Linked DNA regions of Homo sapiens: regions 2 and 3 are each linked to region 1. The links are chromatin contacts, found by Hi-C or POLR2A ChIA-PET in ENCODE. All regions are on one chromosome and are shown on one strand. Each heading gives the region's core, a stretch centred on a gene start or an enhancer-like site at or near the end of the contact. The rest is flanking DNA. Distances are from core to core; before and after follow the strand shown.

The links. Hi-C counts contacts between places; a loop is a spot of excess contacts on that map. ChIA-PET counts read pairs that join two places held with the same protein, here RNA polymerase II (POLR2A). Pooled maps may share reads with other maps.
Region 2: a pooled map shows a loop between it and region 1 (5-fold over the local background). The contact joins the promoter of TMEM107 here to the promoter of CHD3 in region 1. A Hi-C loop is called at or near these places in 3 of 37 single-sample maps with no recorded cell type and 11 of 50 pooled maps. POLR2A ChIA-PET finds 5 or more read pairs at or near these places in 3 of 52 experiments (MCF 10A, activated B cell and activated naive CD4-positive, alpha-beta T cell).
Region 3: a pooled map shows a loop between it and region 1 (4-fold over the local background). The contact joins the promoter of KRABD2 here to the promoter of CHD3 in region 1. A Hi-C loop is called at or near these places in 2 of 37 single-sample maps with no recorded cell type and 10 of 50 pooled maps. POLR2A ChIA-PET finds 5 or more read pairs at or near these places in 1 of 52 experiments (H1).

Annotation. Positions count from the first base shown.
Region 1 is chr17:7,886,263-7,890,088 of GRCh38, forward strand. CHD3 (chromodomain helicase DNA binding protein 3) reads left to right here and starts at 2,527. Exons shown (of 40, transcript NM_001005273.3): 1 at 2,527-2,838; 2 at 3,402-3,514. The coding sequence starts at 2,739. RefSeq lists a silencer at 1,390-1,549 and an enhancer at 2,959-3,528.
Region 2 is chr17:8,174,063-8,177,718 of GRCh38, forward strand. TMEM107 (transmembrane protein 107) reads right to left here and starts at 2,318. Exons shown (of 5, transcript NM_183065.4): 1 at 2,138-2,318; 2 at 1,897-1,964; 3 at 1,695-1,795; 4 at 458-554; 5 at 1-210. The coding sequence starts at 2,224. The coding sequence ends at 141. LOC105371520 (a long non-coding RNA gene) reads left to right here and starts at 48. Exons shown (of 4, transcript NR_188261.1): 1 at 48-136; 2 at 714-812. RefSeq lists enhancers at 1,706-1,755, 1,806-1,865, 1,857-2,468, 1,896-1,945, 2,106-2,195 and 3 more.
Region 3 is chr17:8,374,631-8,378,246 of GRCh38, forward strand. KRABD2 (KRAB domain containing 2) reads right to left here and starts at 2,074. Exons shown (of 2, transcript NM_001304947.3): 1 at 1,270-2,074. It overlaps RPL26 (ribosomal protein L26), which reads right to left. Exons shown (of 4, transcript NM_000987.5): 4 at 2,886-3,062. The coding sequence ends at 2,934. RefSeq lists an enhancer at 1,713-2,264 and a silencer at 2,009-2,208.

The DNA.
Region 1 (3,826 bases), core at 1,277-3,776:
GTCAGGCGCCCAGCGGTGTCCCCCTCAGACCACCCTCCTAGTGGAGTGATTTCTAGTCTTCTTTGGGATAGGTGAGCATCTGGGTGTCCACACCCCCTGCTTGGGGAACAGCAGGGGGACCTCCGCACCCCCGGGCCTCTGGCTGCCATGCGGCACAAATGCACCAAACTTCAAAACGGCCAACTCCGGGCTCTTTGTAAAACTGTCATATTGATCCGTGTGGCTTCTGTGGCAAACGTTCCTGTCTAGCCGAGACGACCTTTGGGGGAGCGGGGGGTGCTTTCTTGTGGGTCGGGGAGGGATGTGTGTCTCCTGGAAACTGGATAAAGTCTCCCCGCCCCCCAAGCTTGTCTGAAAAAGGGTAAAGTTTTGAAAAAGTTCTCCCAGAGAGCCCCCTGCCTTGGCAGGAGGAGGAGGAATGAGGAGTTGTGGGGAGAGGGTGCCTTTGGGGTTGCCTCCGGCAGAGGCGCTGAAAAGAGGGAAAGAAAGGCCGTCAGGTCCTGCCAGGGGCTTGGCAGCGCTCACCTATTTGTATTGGGACTTGGAGTCTGGGGTGGGGTGGTGTGGGTCCCGGATCTGGGTACGTTGGGGAGAGAAGCGTGAAAGGATCCGAGGTTGAGATGGGTCTTTGTGTCAACCCGGCCTCCCCTTTCCCTCTTGGCTTTCTGAATAGACCAGAAGAGACGTCAGAGGCTGCTTACATTTTACAACTGAAATGAAAACCCACCTCCCCTCTCCCCCTGGGCAATTTTTATCTCCCTTTCAGCCCTCCAAGTCGAATGAGTGACCCAGATACACCCCCTCAGATGACTTTCGGAGGTAAAACTTCGGGAAATTATTTTTAGCACACTCATTATTTCTGTCTACCTAAGTGTGGGGAAAAGAACCCTCCTCTAAGGAAATTTGTTCAGGCTGCCCTCGCTCTTCCTTGTCTAGAGTATGCATTTGTGCACAGGAGAGATTTCCATTGTTTTCCATTCCGACTGCTTTGATTCTCACCATTTTGTTTTACATTCTTACTCAAGACCAATTTTATCCCTTCCCCCTCTCTCCAGTCTCCTTACATTGTTAAACGTTTAAAATAATAGCAGTCGTGTTGGTGGGGGAAGGGAGCAGGAAGCCAAAAACTCATTTCTTCTCCCTCCCCCTTCTGGCAAGTCGAGAGAAATAATATAACATAATATATAGATGTGATTCCTTGGGGGTGGGGGTGGGGAATGATTGTGGGTGGTGCGGAAAATTCTGGTAGTTTCTTTGCAAAAGGTCTGAAAATACAAACCCACCCCCTGCCTGCAGTACGCATGTGCAGCAGACCTATTATGGTGGTGCGTTGTGGGGGAGGGAGGGGAATTTGAGAAAAAATAAATATATGTGTGAGAGATTGATGGTGAGATTAGAAGAAGAGAGGGGCGGGCGGGAGGCGAGGCTTCGGCCGAGACTCCTCCCGCTTGCTCGGGCGGCCAGGCTCCGCCCTGCGCCCTCCGGCCCCCGCCTCTCTCCTCCCTGCCTCCCTGAGATCCGAGCCGGGGATGTGGGAGAGTCTGGGCTCCAGGCCAGCATTGAGTGGCTGCTGAGACCGAGGTTGGGACTTAGATTTGCTTTATTACCCTTCCTTGCTTTTCCTTGCCGTTCTCGCTTTGCCTCTCCCGCCACCGACGCCTGCCCAAGTTCGGGAACCTCCCGCTGGGGTGGGGAGTAGAGTGAACCGGCTTGTGCACCACCCCTGGCTGGTGGTGGCCGAGGCCGTGTCCCTGAACCTTAGCCAGTTGGCCTGCCCTTGCCACTGCCTCGGCAGCCTGCGTTTCCATGTTCAAGTCAACCGAAGTCCCTGGGGCCAGGGGGAGCCGGCTGCTGGGGCATGGCGCCTTCCTTGCTGACTTCCTATTACAGTCCCCATTCCGTTTCACACCCGGGCTCTGGCAGCCACCCCCCTGCACACACGCACACAGTCCTAGAGTGTCTTCCTGCACAAGGGGACACAGGATGCTGGAGTTAGCAGGAAAGGTGGCACTGAAGGAAGGCGAGGCAGCGACTCTGAGGCAGTGGAAACGGAGGCCTCTGGTGTTAATTGTGGCTAATTTTCCGTTGGCTGTTGAGGGAAGGAGAAAGGATTGTGTGTCCTAGAGCTAGGGGCTGGGCCAAGCCCAGGCTTTCCCATCTTGCATCGGCTGCCTCTCTCTGTACTAGACAGGTCTGGCTGGTTAGTCTAGTGCTTGGTAGGGGAGGGACGTGAACCAGAGCCCCAGGGCCCCAGGTCTGTGGGGCATCCTGTCTTCCTTTATGTGGGGTAACTCTCCGTTCCGTTCCCCAAGCCTTCACAGAGTGACACCTTCACAGATAATGGGGTGGGGGGCCTGGGGTCCTCTGGCAGAGACATCTGGGGAGAAAGCCAGGGACCTATCCCTGCTGAAGCAGGTACAGGCCATCCTCTGGATTTGTGGGCCTGAGAGTGTGTGTGGGTGTGGGTGCGCGCGTGCGCGCGCGTGCTTTTGAGAAGGCATATGCTGGGTGTGTCTGTCTGTGCCTATATCTTTGTTTGGGTCTCCCATACTGCGTATAGATGAATGGGTCAGGATATCTGGAACAAAATATGGAGGTGAAGGGTGAGATCGGGAAACAAAGGGTATGGCCCCCTAGTTCCCAAAGGGAGCAGGGAGATGGGAATAGAATTGAAGGTAGGTTTTAGGCTACTTGGGAGGAGGAATATTTAGGTAATTGTGGAGACTTTCTCCTGTGTGATGAAGGCGGCAGACACTGTGATCCTGTGGGCAAGAAGTAAAAATGACCAGCTGAGGATTTCTTTTCCTCCAGGACTGTGTTGGGGTGACAGGATGCCTGGTAATTATCCGAGGAAATGTAAATAGAGGCCTCCCTCTTGGCAAAAGGATGTCAGGGCCCCAGGGTGTTAGTGTGAGAACCCAGGTGTCCACCTTTGGCTCTCCCTCCCCAGCATCTGGCTTAGGGAGCTGCCAGCTTGTGTCTCCCCACTCCAAGTGCTGGGGTCAGGCCAGGCCAGCAGCTGGGCATGGCTTCCCCAGTTCCTGGGCAGGATGCCAGCTGGCGAAGTGAGGGGGAAGGCAGGAGGAGCCCTGGCGGTGACTGAAAGGACCTGCCACAGTCAGAGCCCATGGCCTGGAGCCTGGTCTCTTGTTAGTAGGAGGGGAGGGAGGGGAGTGGTTTGGCTGCTCTTCTCTTCTGACCCCTGACCTCCCATTCAGAACCAGAGCATCCCAGAGTACTCGAAACACTTTCTGTTTGCATCCAGTGAAGGGAGGCAGGGCTTGGAGGAGTTAATGCTTCCTAGAGAGTGGGAACTGCCGAGGTGGGGAAGGGGCAAGTTGAGGGGCCTCAGAGGCTGGAAACCTAGAGGCTTAGGTTTTCTGATGCTTTTTGCTTCAAAGATAAGGATGACATTCGGCTGCTGCCGTCAGCATTGGGTGTGAAGAAGAGAAAACGAGGACCCAAGAAGCAGAAGGAGAACAAGCCAGGAAAACCCCGAAAACGCAAGAAGCGTGTAAGTGTCAAGAATTCCTAACTCTGTGGCAAGGCTCAAGAGACCCATTCTCAGAGACCTACATTTTCTCTGGTCCTGATTACTGGTGTGGGGGTGGGGTTCTGAAGCCAGGGAGGCTTGATCCCCCGGGCCCCCCACTTCCCTGCCACTGTTGGCCTGTATCTCAGGGATCTGGGACCCTAACTTCATTCACTGCAACCTAGTGAAGAGCCTCGTTGTCAGTGTGTCCTCAGCAGCAAAGAGAAGCAGTTGAAAGCACAAGCTCTGGAAGACTGTATGAATTCAAGAGTCCAGCATTCCTCTGTCTAGGAT
Region 2 (3,656 bases), core at 1,068-3,567, 290 kb after region 1:
ACGTAATTATTCCAACACATATCCTCCAGCAGAAGCAGTTTCCGAGGGGAAAACCGAAGCCTATGCCTTCCTTCTTCCAGGAATACGAAGCGGCCCTTGCCCCTGTAGGCTTCGTCCTTAGGTTCCCGTCATGAAGGTAATCAGAAGGGTTTCTTTTTCAGCCCAAAGACGGTGACGAATAAAGCCATTTCAGTGACAGCTGGAAGGGCACTACCAAGGCAAGTGGTAGATTCAGAAACCCTTTCAGTATAAATACCCAAATCTCCAAACCAGAGACCCCACCTCTGAAAGTGTAGGGCAGGTGGCATGGGGGGTAGGGGATGAAACTTTAAAAGCCTACAGGATGTTGAGTGGATCTGGTATCTCACACATGGAGGAAAGGGCTGGGTAGGGGAAAAACCTTCAGGTTTAGGGCCAACCTTCCTCCCTCATCCCCAAATATTGGATGCTACCACACCTGCAGAAGACAAAAATGTACCAATACGTAGTGCACTCCCAACGCTCGAATATGAAGAAGGACAGGGCCACGGATGCACTACAGTGAGCCCCAATGGCTTGGGAAGGCACGAGATTAAGGAAAGTCTTTGGATCGACAGACAGTGATGGGTCAGAAAAGGCCAGTGGTGGGGCTGGCATCTGCATTCAGGTTCATCCCTTGCTCCCTCACCATGTTTCAAGGGCTAGAGTCAGCAGCTCTGACTTCTGAATTTTAGGACAGTCATGTGAGGAGAGACCAGAAGTGACTGCACAGATCGGACCTCAGGCTACCCTACCCCTTATCTGTGGGCCAGCCTGGATCCTTCAGATGAGAGGTAAGAGTAGGCTCTCCTTCTGCTATGCCACAAAGGAGTGCTGACAGCGACTTAATATGCGCTGGAATCAGCCTCCAGTGTCCTGGTCCTCCTGGTCCACAATTCTCTGACCCATGTGCCTCATCTCCTTTGCCTCTTCTGAGTTCCCAGTGCTCGCTTCCGTTGCCTCTTCTGAGTTCCCATTGTGCTTTATATCTTTTGTTTGTTTTTTGACAGAGTCTTGCTCTGTTGCCCTGGCTGGAGTGCAGTGGCACGATCTCAGCTCACTGCAACCTCTGCCTCCCGGGTTCAAGCAATTCTCCTTCCTCAGTCTCCTGAGTAGCTGGGATTACAGGAGTGCGCCGCCACGCCCGACTAATTTTTGTATTTTTAGTAGAGACGGGGGTTTCACCATGTTGGTCAGGCCGGTCTCGAACTCCTGACCTCAGGTGGTCCACCTGCCTCGGCCTCCCAAAGTGCTGGGATTACATGCGTGAGCCATCGCGCCCTGCCTGTGCTTTCTATCTTCACACACTTCTATAGCACAGTGCTTATCACACTGAATTACAGATTTGTATCTACCTCCTCCTCATTGTAAAAAGAAACGGTGGGGTTTTTATTATTCCTATTATTTTTGTAGACTTGGGTTCTCACTATGTTGCCTCCTGCCTGCGCCTCCCACAGTGCTGGGATTACAGACGTGAGCCAACATGCCTGGCCAAAAACTGTATTTTACTCTCATTTTGGGATTTTAAGTGCCTAGTAAACAGCAGGATTTAGCACATCGTTGAAGATCTTTGAACTGGAAGGATTGGCTACAGCAGACACTATTGTGTCAGGTGGCTGAAGGGAGTCCTGATAGAAGTGGGTCGTGTGGGAAAGGTGGGCAGGCAGAAAGGATACAGATGAGGCTCTGGGTGCTGTTGAACATGGAGACTCCTGAGAGGAAACCGGCCAGCTCCACTGCAAAGAGGCCCAGGGTGACAGAGAGCGCGGCCACCAGCCTGCAGAGAGGAAGTGGACTGGCCCAGGCCTTTGGACTTATTCTAAGACCCCTCCACTCCCACCACCTCTTCGTTCTGGCCACCCCGTCCCAAGAGCTCACTGAATGTCCTGCTTGTCATACTCCTCGGGGGTGAACGTGAGAGGCAGGCAGGCCTGTATGTTGCTGTCCTGGGAGCAGGGCACAGGAAGAGAAGTGAAAAAGGGGCAGGCTGCAGGGCAGGCCTGGGGGCGGCGGGAAACAAGAAAACCCAAGAGGGTAAGACACTGGGAGGGGGCAGGGTAGGACTAGGACCACTCAGAGATGGGAATGGGGACGGATTGAGTGCAGCCGTGGGTCTTACCCGGGACCAGAATAAGGTGATGACGACCACCAGATGCGCCAGGAGCGTCAGGAAGCGAGAGGGCACAAGCCCTGAGACCCGGCCCATGGCCCTCGGGGACAAGGGCGGCGGTCTCTGAGGCTGGAAGTTCAGAGACAGCGACTCCTGAAGTCTCCCCGCAAGCCGACAAATCTAGACGAACGCCTCCTTCCCGCCCGCTCAGGCACCGCCCAGTTGCCTTGGTAACCGTGTACGCGGGCTCGGCGCCGCGTTCTCGGAAATCCTCGCGAGCAGTACATTCTCCGGCTGCTGCGGGTCTCTCAGGGCCAGCGAAGGTCAGGGGTACCCGAAGGCGCTTCTAACCTAACGGCTGGGTACCCGCGCGCAGCCAGGCCCTTTGTTCCTCAGAGGGTGCGAGGTGGCACAGCCCCGCAGCGCCCGATCTGCCCACGCAGGGCGGATGAACGGAAACCCACCCTGGCCTAGCTTGGGGACACCAATGCTTCTGCTGTTGCCCACGCCGGGAGCGGCCCCCAGCCCCAGCTACGCTGCCCAGTTGTGGATCACTTGAGACCGCTGCCACCACCACGCCGGGCTGAGTTCCCCGCCATGCCGAAGACTCAGACCCGCTCCCCTTCCCCTCCTCTGCATGCCTTTAGCTTCCCACCAAGCTGGGCCTGAGAAACAAGGGACCCGAACCTGGAGAGGCCGGTGTTCCTGGACTGCTCTGCAGTCACAGATTGTCACGGAGCCCCTGGTTGTCTGAGGACCCCAGGCCTGAACCTTCCTTGAGGAAGACTGATTTCTTTCAGACTACTTTGCTCAGTTTGGTGAGGGATTTGCAGAGTGCAAAAAATGGCCAGCGTCCTTAAACTAGCATGGGGATAAGAGCAGAGCAAGGTGGCTGGAAAGAGTGGGAGTGGACGAAGGGAATGGGACAGTCCCTGCGTCTCTGGGAGGCTTGGAGCCGGCTGGAAGGGAAACTCAACTCAGATTTCTTTGTCCCTTGGAGGTGCTGGGCCTCCGACATTGCCCAGCTACAGTCCAAGAAGCTCTTATCATCGGCGACCTCATGACCTTTGGGCCTCAGCGCAGGTCCCTGCAGATCTGAAAGTTCTTTAATTGCTGAGTCAAGTCCCATCCTCAAGGAACCTCCCGGCCCATCTCCCAGGAGAACAATCTCTTCCTACTCCCCACTCCCCATCTCAGTGCTTTTAGCCAGCCTAAACTACAAGCCCAAGAGGCATTTCTCATTCCTTCAACAAATATTTGTATATGTTTATTGATTACCTAGTAAGGGTATTCTAGTCAGGGAGATCAACAACAGACATGCAAACAAATAAATCCGTAAGATAATAGGCGCTACAAACAGGGAAAAGCGGGCTGTGCACTGTGGCTCACACCTGTAATCCCAGCGCTTTAGGAGGCCTAGGAGGGCGGATCACCTGAGGTCAGGAGCTCGAGACCAGACTGACCAACATGCTGAAACCCTGTCTCCACTAAAAATACAAAATTAGCCGGGCGTGGTGGCGCGTGCCTG
Region 3 (3,616 bases), core at 824-3,323, 490 kb after region 1:
AAAAAAAAAAAAAAAAAAAAAAATTGAATGATTCGGCCGGGCGTGGGGGCTCACACCTGTAACCCCAGCACTTTAGGAGGCGGAGGTGGGCGGATTACAAGGTCAGGAGATCGAGACCATCCTGGCTAACACGAGGAAACCCCGTCTCTACCAAAAATACAAAAAATTAGCTGGGCATGGTGGCGAGCGCCTGTAGTCCCAGGAGGCTGAGGCAGGAGGATGACATGAACCCGGGAGGTGGAGCTTGCAGTGAGCCGAGATCGTGCCTCCGCACTCCAGCCTGGGCGACAGAGCCAGACTCTGTCACAAAAAAAAAAAAAAAAAAAAAAAAAAATTCAATGTTTCACCTATATTTACAGATTGGGAGATTTCACATAAATCTCGATTTCTTTCTTTTTTGAGACAGAGTTTTGCTCTGTCATCCAGGCTGGAGTGCAGTGGCGCGATCCCGGCTCACTGCCAGCTCCGCCTCCCGGGTTCACGCCATTCTCCTGCCTCAGCCTCCCGAGTGGCCGGGACTACAGGCACCTGCCACCAGGCCCAGCTAATTTTTTGTATTTTTACTAGAGATGGGGTTTCACCGTGTTAGCCAGGATGGTCTCGATCTCCTGACCTCGTGATCCACCCGCCTCTGCCTCCCAAAGTGCTGGGATTACAGGCGTGAGCCACTGCACCCAGCCTCGATTTCTGGCTTTCTTGAAAAGGCAACATTCTGGCTGCACTGGCGGCATTGCTGCCTGGCAATAACTGGCTGTGATGGAGAGGCGGCATCTTCCTTTGGATCAAGCTTGTCCAACCTGTGGCCTGTGGGCTGCACGCAGCCCAGGACGTCGGGACCTACTAACCTATTCATCTTACTTGCCCACTCCTGCACATTTCTAAGCTTTCAATATCTTTTTTCTTTCATTTTTTTTTTTTTTGAGAGGGTAGGGTCTCACTTTGTCACCCAGGCTAGAGTACAGTGGCATGATCACGGCTCCCAGGGTCAAGGCATCCTCCTACCGCAGCCTCCCAAGTAGCTGGGACTACAGGCATGCGTCACCAGACCCAGCTAATTTTTTCTTTTCTTTCTTTTTTTTTTTTTTTTGTAGAGACGGGGTCTCATTATGTTGCCCGAGGCTTCAGTATCTTTTCCAAAGCAACATGAAAGAAATGTGACCGTAAATCAATCAGCTTCTTGGTGTGATCTATGTGACGGCTAGGTGATAAACGAGTTGGTCAGAGAAAACTGGAAATATTTCCAAAGCCATGTTTACTCCCTTCACCCACCTGTGAGTCTTCGCCTTGGCTGTTTCCGACTCGGAATGTCCTCGCATTGATCCTCCCAATCACAGCCAGCTGAAACCAGCCTCCTTCCTGACGTATTCAGTAACTTTAGCTGATTGCCATCTCTCCTTCATCTCAACAACCTGTACCACACTCACTGGAGCACTTCGCTTTGCATCTTTAGTCGACCAGTTCAGATATATACAACCTATAAGGTAGGGACGGAGGCTTCTACCTGCCTGTACCCCCTTTGGAGGGCCCACGAATACAGAGCTGAGCACAAAAGATGTTTAAAGGACATTTTGTCAAAAATGTCGCTTACAGGTAGGTCGTTATTAGCAAGGTAGAGCAGCGGTACGGCCGAGTCTACGCTTGGGAATTCATTTGCTGACTCTTATCATTTACTGACTAAAGCAAAGTTACTGAGGCCTCAGTTTCCTCATCTACAACCCGGGGAGATGACCAGTACCCATCACAATCGATTGCTATGAAGATTCAATGATAATGCAGATAAGGCACTTAATACAGTGTCCCCTCACCGTCCACACCACACGGGCACGCCCGCTTATTCCTGAGGACCGGGCTGGGATGTCGCCTCCTTTGTGTAGCCTTCCTACCCTGACTTCGCAGACTGCTCCCACCGCCTGGATCCATGCCCGTCCACCCGCCAGCTCAGGGCTGAACGGCTGAGGCGGGCGCGCGGTGGAGAAAAGAGCTGCAGACTGAGGAAGGTCAGGAAGGAGAAAGGGACACACCAGACGCGGCGTCTGAATCCCCCTCCACCCAGAGGCCCCCGAGCAGCAACTCCGCCCCACCTCCCGCCCGCTCCGCCGGAAGCCGGTCAGCGCCAGCCGGAAGCCCCGCCCCCTAGAGGCACCGCGGACACCGTGCAGCGCTGTTCACCCAGATGCCAGCTGTGACCTTGGCTAAGCCAGTGACTTAACTCGGGCCCGTTCCCCATTCCCACGTTGTTGCCAAGTCTCCAGCCTGGAAAGTAAACGGGCTTCAGGTGTCCTGTTTAGATGCTTAAAATGAGGAACGGCAGGAGCACACACACTGCTGCCACCTCACACCTTTTCACTTCATCCTGACGAAGCTGCAGTTTAGTTTATATTTTAACTCAAAGACGTGTTAGGTTTTGGTTTGATGGCACTCATCCAGCACTTGTGCAGAAAACAAGGTAAAGGGGGCCCATGGGTCTATCAGATAACCTGAACCCGAGACCTCTCAATCTGGAGGAACAGCTTGAAGAAGTCATCTAGAAGCTATAAAGTCACAGAAGCTTCTTATCCTATTGAAAGCAAGACTTCCTATCCAATGGCAATACAAACTTTTACGCAGTAAGGTAAAAAATATAGCCTGTCCATATAGCAACCTATCCATAGTAAGCAAGTTAAAAGACAGGTTCAAGAGGAAGTGTTTCCAACTAGCTTTTCTTGTAGGCCTTCTTCTTCTCAATGACACCCCTCCAGCTTCTGATATATCCTCAAATGCTGCTGCCCACTATAAAAAAAATCTCATCAGTCCTGATTTCAGAAAAATTTTAGACCAACAAATCAGAGGTAAGAGACTGATCCACTGAAAACTAGGGAGTGTCCTAAATCACCACACACAAAACACAGGCTCTTTGTTTCAAGTTTTAATCAAAGCTTGTATATAAGATTACTTTATTCCTGCATCTTCTCAATGGTTTCTTCCTTGTATTTGCCCTTTTCCTTTCCTACTTGGCGAGATTTGGCTTTCCGTTCGAGGATCTTTTTGCGGTCTTTGTCCAGTTTTAGCCTAGTGATAACCACCTGCAGAAAAATAAGAAAAAAACACTCCCAAGCTTTAAATAATCACTAAAACACAAGGGAAAGCCCAACATTCAATACCATTTCCCAAACCTGGGGTAGGTGGATGCCTAATAAGAAAAGATTTTAACTTTTAAAAAACTCCAGAAATCACTCTTTAGCCATCAAACCTGGCTTATTTACTAATTTCCTACCAACAAAGGAGAAAAGGCAAGATGGTATCAGTAATTCTTAAAGCCTCTTCTGTGCTTCATTATAAGATTTGTTTCTTTTTCACTGAGAAATATATGATTCTGCTCTTCTCACTACAGTTTTACAAGCTGTCATATACAAATATATTTGTTTCCAAAGTAACTTCAGGCTGGGTGCGGTGGTTCATGCCCCCAATCCCAGCACTTTGGGAGGCAGAGGCAGGCGGATCACCTGAGGTCAGGAGTTTGAGACCAGTCTGGCCAACACGGTGAAACCCCTTCTCTACTAAAAATACAAAAATTAGCTGGGTATGGTGGCACATGCCTGTAATCCCAGCTACCTGGGAGGCTGAGGCAGGAGAATCT